2 separate regions of the Homo sapiens genome follow, and region 1 is linked to region 2. Evidence: read pairs that join two places in POLR2A ChIA-PET (ENCODE). Cell type or tissue: A673. All regions are shown on one strand. Region 1 overlaps LOC124904025 (a long non-coding RNA gene). Region 2 has its middle 13 kb from the start of GIP.

Evidence for each region. Peaks named below come from ENCODE experiments on the same cell type or tissue, not always from the same donor. Only the 100,000 strongest peaks of a DNase experiment are listed, where the experiment ranks them.
Region 1: POLR2A ChIA-PET joins it to region 2 with 10 read pairs; 1 of 35 experiments calls an interaction of 5 or more read pairs at or near these places.

The regions. Positions count from the first base shown.
Region 1 is chr17:50,152,631-50,157,630 of GRCh38, forward strand. All of the region lies in intron 1 of LOC124904025 (a long non-coding RNA gene), which reads left to right. Among named protein-coding and RNA genes, the nearest start is that of PPP1R9B, 4.5 kb to the left of the region's middle. RefSeq lists a cis regulatory region at 930-1,966. In A673, no CTCF peak of the experiment used is centred here; no DNase peak of the experiment used is centred here; H3K4me3 peaks cover 109 bases; H3K27ac peaks cover 912 bases.
Region 2 is chr17:48,979,347-48,984,346 of GRCh38, forward strand. No RefSeq gene overlaps it. Among named protein-coding and RNA genes, the nearest start is that of GIP, 13 kb to the left of the region's middle. In A673, no CTCF peak of the experiment used is centred here; DNase peaks (open chromatin) are centred at 2,735 and 3,005; H3K27ac peaks cover 4,048 bases.

The DNA of each region.
Region 1 (5,000 bases), 1.2 Mb after region 2:
CTAACCCTTCTTAGAAGGCCTCTGTCAGGAGCAAGCTTTGGGACTTAGATTTCCAAACTCAAGATTGGGTCTTGAAAACCCCTCCCCACAGGCCCCCCAACCCCAATATAGAAGTCCGGAGAAGACAGAAACCTCACCCAGTTGGGGTTTGGAAGTTTGTACAATGTACTCAGAAGCTCTTGTGTGGATTGGAGGAGGGCGCAGGCCCCTGTGTTCTGCCCAGAATCTCCCACACCCTTGGTGGTAGATCATCTTAACTGGTCCCAGCCCAAGGGGTCTGTGCCCACGCGTCTGGCCAGGTGGGGAAGCCCCCAGTTTCTGAGGGTGGGAGAAGGAGCTGAGAACCAGCTACCAGGCCCAGAGACCCTCGGACTCCCAGCATTTCCGGTAGCAGCTTAGAGCAAACTGGAATTACAGGGGTGCTCTTGGGTCTCCCTTGTCCAAAGGATTATGAATCTCCGGACAAACCCCTTTAACAGACCCTTCTAGGGGGTTTGGGCTTCAAGAGGGTGGAGCTAGCCAGAGCTTGGGGGACTGAGGCTAATCAGTGGGATTATTATTTCATGGGCTCCTGGTTAGCAGAGCAACACCCTGGCCAGAATTCCCAAAGACGCTTTTATGGAGCGGTAAGTGCTTCACCATCACTTGTTCTCTGGTGTCAGGCACCAAGCCGGCTGGCCTGTGAGATGGGTGAAGAATGGGGTCTCATTCCCTCCATCCCTTCTCTGCCTGTCTGGAGCAGTAATCGCACCTGATAGGAACAAGGAGGGTTTGGGAGGGTTACCATCCAAACTGAAGGCTTTAAATAGAATTTTCATTCATTGGGCTGTCATCTTCACCTACATCCTCCAGTGAGGAAGCACTCCAGGATAATTTAACCACCCTTTCTCTTTCCTTTGTCTTCATGGAAGAGACTTTGATGGCCAAGTTGCCCAGTGGTCTTTGGATGGAAGTTCCTTCCTTACCTTTGCCTTGGCATAGAGTGGTTGACCTAGGAGCCAGGCTGCTAGGGTTCAAATCTTGGCTTCACTGCTTACTGGCTGTGTGACCTTGGACAAGTCACTTATCCTCCTCTGTGCCCTGGGAGGATGAAAGAAGGCCCAGAAAGGACGAGAGTGGCTCGGACACAGAAGATAGGGTGTGGGGGAGGAGACGCCTTTCCCAGCCTGTGCTAAAAAGGCCAGAGGCTGCGATAGGCAGAGATAATTCACCCCCAACTCTCCTCCTGGTAACCGCCCCCCTGCCACAGCTTTCCCACACCCCCCCAAATCTGCTTAGGGCCCTTGGGAAGATGCTCTGTTAGGACTCTTCCCCAAGGCTTGCTAGTTTTAAACACCAGGTGTAACTGCAAAGATAGTGATGAAGGCAGGGAGAGGCCTGACGAGCGATAAGTCCCGAGCCCTCAGCGCCCTGGGCGCAGGCCCGGGCTGGGTGCCAAGGCTGGCTTCTCTTTCCAGCCCTGGGGCCTTGAGACTCAGCTTCTAAAAGCGGTTTTTCCTTGGCCACGGTCATCTAAGCAGAGGCTGGCCCAGACCCTGCACTTGGATCCTTTTGTGGTGAGCCAGTGGTCCCCACCCAGTTGCTCTCCTTCAAGAGTTGACCTCTGCCAGGGATTTGGGCTGGTTATAGGATGCTGGAAAGGTATGCTGGAAAGGTGTGTGTACACCTCAAATCCAGGATGTCAGTGTTGGAGGGGCCTTTAGTGGCCCTTGGCTGACCTCTTCACAGGGAGAATGACGAAAGCTGAGAAGTGACATACCTAGTTTTAAAGGAAACAGACCAGGCTAGGGTTCATGAGGCCTGAATTGAGTCCTAGCTGCACTCATTTGCTGGATGACCGTGGGCTAGTCGTGTCCCCTCCCAAAGCCTGTTTCCTCAAAAAGCTTAGCTTGAGTGTCTGAGTGTTTCCTGAGCATAGATAACCCTAGGTGTCCCTCACTTTTGTGCATGCAGCACAGGCCTTGAAGCCAGGCCATCTCTGTTAGAATCTCCAACCTCCCACTCCCCAGCTAAGGGGCTTCAACAAATTCCTTCATCTATAAGATGAAGATAATATACCAACTTCATAGAGTTTTTGTGAGGAATAAATGGGTCCTCAATGCATAAGGCACTAAAAGGGGGCTCAGAGTGTTGGCTGTTACTGATTGCAGGGTATCCAAGCACATGTGGGGGTGTGTGCCTGCATGCACATGTGGGCAGGTGTGGCTGAGAATGAAACTCGGTGTTTGCATCTCTCTGTGTGTCTTCACAGGACTTTGGGGCTCTCATTTTCTTTAAGGTTCAATATGTGAAATTCTGAAATATAAACACCCCTTGCTTACAGCTTCTCCAAATCTTTGGGGGTCATTCTTGGGATGACCTCTCTTCTCTACTTCCCAAAGGGTTTTTCACTCCTGCCTGTGGGTGCCTCAAGCCCCTCATTGTCCCTGCAGGGAGAGGGGTCCCTTAGGGTCCTCTCACAGCTAGGAGACTGCCTTGCTGCTGGTTCCCTCTGCTGTACCCAGTTTCTTTCTATCACTCTCCACACTTGCTCCAGTGGCTCTTGGAAAGTTCAGATACATCTTGGAGACTAGGGAGGGAGACTTGGTAGGAGGAGTCAGGGTGTGTGTGTGTGTTGGGGGGCGGGGGAAGGGGTTGGACAGAGGAAAGATTTCTCCAAATCATCAGTTGCTTTAAAAGAAAGCCTATATTTAGCTGGGCTTAGAGGGCCTGTAAATATGTATTTTGCAAGGCAGACAGCCCGTAGCTGTGGGAGCTCCAGAGATATGCAGGGAGGTCAAAGAAAAAAAAAATAATCAGAAAGATTAGGCAATATATTTTGTCATCAGCAGATTCAAAAAACTCTACTGCCTGCTCTCACTGCTAATAATACACATTTCTGTGTTTCGATGGTTCCTATGTTTCATCTGCCCTCCAGATCTTGTGCAGTGGGTGCCTGAGAAGGAGACTGGCTCTCGGAGACACCTTTTCCTGCCAGCCTTTGCCTCATCTGCCCTGGGTCAGAGGAAACAGCATCCCACCATCTCCATCCCCACTAGCCCGCCAGGCTCTGCCTGGCGCAGGTACAGCCTCCAGAACACCAGCTCTCAGGTCTCCCACGCTCAGTGCCCAGCACGCAGGTGGCTTTGGGGTGAGGTGTGGGGTGAGAAATCCTGCACTTCAGGGCAGTTCTACTTCAGAGACCTCTTTTTTCCTACAAAAATGTTCATTAATTGTTTTTTTACTTTTACTTTGAAAAGTTTCTTTAACAGTAAGAGGCCTTCAAAGAATCATGTGACAGAATTTACAAATGCTAGCAATGTGTCATTTTTGCTTTGGGTTTTTACATATAAAAGAGAATATTTGGCCGGCCCGGTGACTCACACCACCCAGTGCCATAATCCCAGCACTTTGGAAGGCCGAGGAGGGCGGATCACGAGGTCAGGAGATCGAGACCATCCTGGCTAACAGTGAAACCCTGTCTCTACTAAAAATACACAAAAAAATTAGCTGGGCATGGTGGCAGGTGCCTGTAGTCCCAGCTACTCGGGAGGCTGAGGCAGGAGAATGGCGAGAACCCGGCAGGCGGAGCTTGCAGTGAGCCGAGATCGTGCCATTGCACTACAGCCTGGGCAACAAGAGCAAAACTCCGTCTCAAAAAAAAGTATATATATATATTTGAGCCCCCTTTTCTTTCTCCCCAGTTCCATTGTCCACCTCCCCCAACACTCACACATTTGGAATACAGCTTTTCTAGACCATAATTTTTGCATTACTATATTTTAATTGTAGCAGACTAGAGATATAAAATTCACCATTTTGGCCAGGCGCAGTGGCTCACGTCTGTAATCCCAGCACTTTGGGAGGCCGAGGCGGGCAGATCACGAGGTCAGGAGATCAAGACCATCCTGGCTGACACGGTGAAACCCCATCTCTACTAAAAATACAAGAAAAATTAGCCGGGCATGGTGGCGGGCGCCTGTAGTCCCAGCTACTCGGGAGGCTGAGGCAGGAGAATGGCTTGAACCTGGGAGGTGGAGCTTGCAGTGAGCTGAGATCGCGCCACTGCACTCCAGTCTGGGCGACAGAGCGAGACTCTGTCTCAAAAATAAACAAATAAATAAATAAAATAAAATTCACCATTCAGTGTGTACAGGTCACTGGCATTAAGTACAATCACCTTGTTGTGGAGCCATCACCACCATCTATCTCTAGAACTTACTTTCATCTTCCAGAGCTAAAACTCCATACCCATATAAGTCCCCATTCCCCTCTTCTGCCTCCCAGGTTCAAGCAATTCTTCTGCCTCAGCCTCCTGAGTAGCTAGTATTACAGGCCCGCACCACCATGCCAGGCTAATTTTTGTATTTTTAGTAGAGGCGGGGGTTTTACCATGTTGGCCAGGCTGGTCTCGAACTCCTGACCTCAGGTAATCTGCCCGCCTCAGCCTCCCAGAGTGCTGGGATTACAGGCATGAGCCACTGTGCCTGGTCTAGAATTATGTATTTTAAAAATGTATGTAACAAAGGCAGGTACAGTGGCTCATGCCTATAATCCCAGCACTTTGGGAGGCTGAGGCAGGAGGATCACTTGAGGCCAGGATTTCAAGCCCAGCCTGGGCAACACGGCAAGACCCTGTCTCTACAAAAAAATAAAAAATTAGCCAGATGTGGTGGTGCACCTATAGTCCTGACTACTCAGGAGACTGAAGTGGGAGAATCACTTGAGCCCAGGAGTTCCAGGCTGCAGTGAGCTATGACTGTGCTTCTGCACTCCAGCCTGGGTGACAGAGCAAGACCCTGAAAAAAAAAAAAAATTATGCAATGGCCATCATACTATGTGGATCATTTTTCCAGTCAACATGTTTTTTTCACAATGTAGCCACATTTGTTCATTTGATTTGTTCATTTTAACTTCTGTTTATTATTTTATCAGAAGAATAAGCCACAATATATTTATCAATTGGGTGTTTAGGTTGTCTCTATGTTTTGTTATTATTGCTATTTATTTATTTTTGAGAT
Region 2 (5,000 bases):
CTAAGATTCCTTTTATGGAGCAAAGTTCCATCAAAGCCAAAAAAAAAAAAGGCCTATGTAGGCCAGGCGCAGTGGCTCACACCTGTAATCCCAGCATTTTGGGAGGCCAAGGCAGGTAGATCACTTGAGCCCATGAGTTCAAGACCAGCCTTGCCAACATGGTGAAACCCTGTCTGTACTCAAAATATAAAAATTAGCCAGACGTGGTGGTGCACACCTGTAATCCCAGTAGGCTAAGGCAGGAGAATTGCTTGAACCCAGGAGACAGAGTTTGCAGTAAGCCAGGATCATGCCATTTCACTCCAGCCTGGGTGACGGAGTAAAACTCAGTCAAAATAAAATAAATAAAATAAAATAAAATAAAATGCCTATGTAAAAAATAATTATTCTTGCTGCACTTTATTTTTGTTTATTTATTTATTTATTTTTTTGAGACAGAGTTTTGCTCTTGTTGCCCAGGCTGGAGCACAATGGTGTGATCTCGGCTCACTCTCTGCCTCTGATTCTCCTGCCTCAGCCTCCCGAGTAGCTGGGATTACAGGCATGAGCCACCATGCCCGGCTAATTTTGTATTTTTGGTAGAGATGGGATTTCTCCATGTTGGTCAGGCTGGTCTCGAACTCCTGACCTCAGGTGATCTGCCTGCCTCGGCCTCCCAAAGCGCTGGGATTACAGGTGTGAGCCACAGCACCCGGCCACACCAGGCTAATTTTTGTATATTTCGTAGAGAGGGGTTTTTGACATGTTGGCCAGACAGGTCTCAAACTCCTGATCTCAGGTGATCTGCCCACCTCGGCCTCCCAAAGTGTTGGGATTACAGGCGTGAGCCACTGTGCCCAGCAGACCGTAGATTAGTTTGTCTTTTCTAGAATTTTATATAAATGAAATCATACTCTATATTATTTTTTTGTCAGCTTCTTTCATTCAGCTACTTATTTTGAGATTCATGTATGTTGTAGTGTGATTAATAGTCCATTGTCTTTATTGCTGAGTAATAGTCTTCTGTCATATGGATACATTAGTTTGTTTATCTATTCACCTGTTGATGGACATTAGAGTTGTTTCTAGTTTTTGGCTCTTAAAAATAAAGCTGCTATGGTCTGGGTCTGGTGGCTCACGCCTGTAATCCCAACACTTTGGGGGGCTGGGGTGGGTGGATAACTTGAGCTCAGGAGCTCCAGAACATCCTGGGTAACATGGGGTAACATGGGGAAGCCCCACTCTACAAAAAATGCAAAAGTTAGCCAGGTGTGGTGTTATGCACCTTGTAGTCCCAGCTACTTGGTGGGCTGAGGCAAGAGGATCCCTTGAGTCTGGCTTGCACCGGGGAGGTTGAAGCTGCAGTAACCTGTGATCGCACCACTTCATTCCAGCCTGATCAACGGCGAGACCCTGTCTCAAAAACAAACAAACAAGCAAACAAAACTACAATAACAACAACAAGAACAAAATAAACCTGCTCTGAATATTTATGAACAAATCTTCATAGAGACATATGTTTTTCTTTTTCTTTTTTTATTTTTTGAGGTGAAGTGTTTCATTGTCATCCAGGCTGGAGTGCAGTGGTACAATCTTGGCTCACTGCAACCTCCTCTTCCTGGGTTCAAGCGATTCTCCTGCCTCAGCCTCCCGAGGAGCTGGGATTACAAGCACCTGCCACCACGCCCAACTAATTTTTGTATTTTTAGTAGAGACGGGGTTTCTCCATGTTGGCCAGACTGGTCTCAAACTCCTGACTTCAGGTGATCTGCCCACCTTGGCTTCCTCCTTTTATTTTTGTTGAATAAATACCTAGGATTGAGGCATGTTGAACTTTTTAAGACTGTCAAAATGTTTTTTGAAGTCATCGTAACATTTTATATTCTCACCTCTTGTATGACAGTTCTAGTTCCTCCAAAGTTTTGCCAACACTGAGTAGGATCAGTCTTTTTAATTTTAAGCCATTTTAATAGTTATGTAGTAATATCTCCTTGTTATTTTAATTTGTGTTTTCCTAATGACTAATGATGTTGAGTATCTTTTCATGGGCTTATTTGCCATCTGTATACCTTTTTTAGTGAAGCATCTGTTCAAATCTTTTGCTCATTTTGGTTGGGGGGGGGTTGTTTGTTTTCCTGTTATTGAGTTTTTTGTTTGTTTGTTCTTTGAGACAGGGTCTGGCTCTGTTGCCCAGGCTGGAGTGCCATGGTGCAATCTTGGCTCACTGCAACCTCCACCTCCTGTGCTCAAACTATCCTCCCACCTCAGCCTCCTCAGTAGCTGAGACTACAGGTGCACTCCACTGGCTAATTTTTTTTTTTTTTTTTGATACGGAGTCTTGCTCTGTCGCCCAGGCTGGAGTGCAGTGGAGCAATCTCGGCTCACTGCAAGCTCCGCCTCCCGGGTTCATGCCATTCTCCTGCCTCAGCCTCTTGAGTAGCTGGGACTACAGGCGCCCGCCACCACGGCCGGCTAATTTTTTTTTGTATTTTTAGTAGAGACGGGGTTTCACCGTGGTCTTGATCTCCTGACTTCCTGACCCACCCGCCTCAGCCTCCCAAAGTGCTGGGATTACAAGCGTGAGCCACTGCGCCCAGCCTCCACTGGCTAATTTTTTTTGTATTTTTGGTAGATACGGGGTTTTATCATGTTGCACAGGCTGGTCTTGAACTCCTGGGTTCAAGCAATCATACTGCCTTGGCCTCTCAAAGTGTTGGGCTGGGATTATAGGCATAAGCCACCATGCCTGGCTAACAATATCTTTTCAAGAGCAGACGTTTTAAATTTTGATGAAGTTCAATTTATCAGTTTGGTTTATTTTTCCTTCCTTCCTTCCTTCCTTCCTTCCTTCCTTCCTTCCTTCCTTCCTTTCTTTCTTTTGTTCTTTTTTTTTTTATAGAGACAGGGTCTCACTGTATCTTATCTTCCCATTCTCTTAACAGTATCTTTTTGTAATTTTTTTTTTGTATTTTTTTTATGGAGATGGGGTACACTATGCTGCCCAGGCTGGTGTGGAACTCCTCACCTCAAGCAATCCTCCCTTCCTGCCTCAGCCTCCCAAAGCGCTTGGTATACAGGCATGAGCCACCACACCTGGCTCAACTCAGCCTTTTAGTGATTGTGCTTTTGGCATCATATCTGTCTGGAATGTCTTTGCTAACCCAAAATCACCATCTTTTTTTTTTTTTTCTTTTTTTTTGAGACAGAGTCTCACTCTATCGCCCAGGCTGGAGTGCAGTGGCACAATCTCTGCTCACTGCAACCTCTGCCTCCCAGGTTCAAGCAATTCTCCTGCCTCAGCCTCCCAAGTAGCTGGGGATACAGACGTGTGCCACCACACCTGACTATTTTTTATACTTTTAGTAGAGATGGGGTTTCGCCATGTTGGCCAGGCTGGTCTCAAACTACTGACCTCAGGTGATCCACCCATCTTGGCCTCCCAAAGTGCTGGGATTATAGGCACGAGCCACCATACCCAGCCCAAGATCACCAATTTTTCTCCTAGAAGATTTATAGTTTTTGGTCTTACATTTAGGTATGTGACTTAAATAATTGCATTTAAGCATATGATTGAGTTAATTTTTTTTTTGAGACAGAGTTTCACTCTTGTTGCCCAGACTGGAGTGCAATGGCACAATCTCGGCTCACCGCAACCTCCACCTCTGGGTTCAAGCGATTCTCCTGCCTCAGCCTCCTGAGTAGCTGGGATTACAGGCATGGGCCACCATGCCCAGCTAATTTTGTATTTTTAGTAGAGACAGTTTCTGCATGTTTGTCAGGCTGTCCTCGAACTCCCGGCCTCAGGTGATCCCACCTCAGGTGATTCGCCTGCCTTGGCCTCCCAAAGTGCTGGGATTACAGGCGTGAACCACTGCACCCGGTGATTGAGTTAATTTTTATACATAAGGTGAGGCACGAACAGAAGATTTTTTTTTTTTTGCATATCTATGTTTAATTGTTTTAGCACTATTTGTTGAAAAGACGCTTTGTCCATTGAGTTGTATAACTCAATAACTTTATGGCTTGTATAAAATAAGTTGTGATACATGTGTGTTTCATCGGATTTTTTTTTTTTTTTGAGATGGAGTTTTGCTCTTGCTGTCCAGGCTAGAGTGCAATGGTGCGATCTCGGCTCACTACAACCTCTGCCTCCCAGGTTCAAGCGATTCTGCTGCCTCAGCCTCCCAAGTAGCTGTGATTACAGGCATGTGCCACCACTCCTGGCTAATTCCGTATTTTTAGTAGAGACCGGGTTTCTCCATGTTGGTCAGGCTGGTCTCGAACTCCCGACCTCAGATGATCCATCCGCCTCGGCCTCCCAAAGTGCTGGGATTACAGGCATGAGCCACCGCGCCCGGACTGCATTGGATTTTTAAATGCTTCAAAGGTCATGAAGCACTGTTATCAAGGCAAAAGCAAGGACTTTGGCTGTAGGTACAGCTGGGTTAGACTCCTGGTCTTGCCACCAACGTGAGGCACAGTTGACCTATGAAGTAGAAACAATGGTACTGGCGCCTCAGGATGTTTGCCACTTTTTTTTTTTTTTTTTTTTTTTTTTTTTTTAGAGTCTTGCTCTGTCACCCAGGCTGGAGTGCAGTGGCACGATCTTGGCTCACTGCAACCTCCACCTCGCAGGTTCAAGCAATTCTTCTGCTTCAGCCTCCCAAGTAGCTGGGATTACAGGCATATGCCACCAAACCCGGCTAATTTTGTATTTTTAGCAGAGACGGGGTTTTGCCATGTTGGTCAGGCTGGTCTTGAACTCCTGACCACAGGTGATCCACCCGCCTCGGCCTCCCAAAGTGCTGGGATTACAGGCATGAGCCACCACGCCCGGCCTGCCATGTTTTACAATGTTCTCCTGGATTTCTTCTGTCCTTTTCTGCTCTCCTCCCAGGTAACATAGGGGACTGGGAAAGCTGATCCTGGTCCTGAATAACATCTCTTAATTCCTAAGGTCCCTAGATTCGGAGCTCTAGGAAGGAAAGAAGGTAGGGCTAATGGGTACAGTGTTATCTATA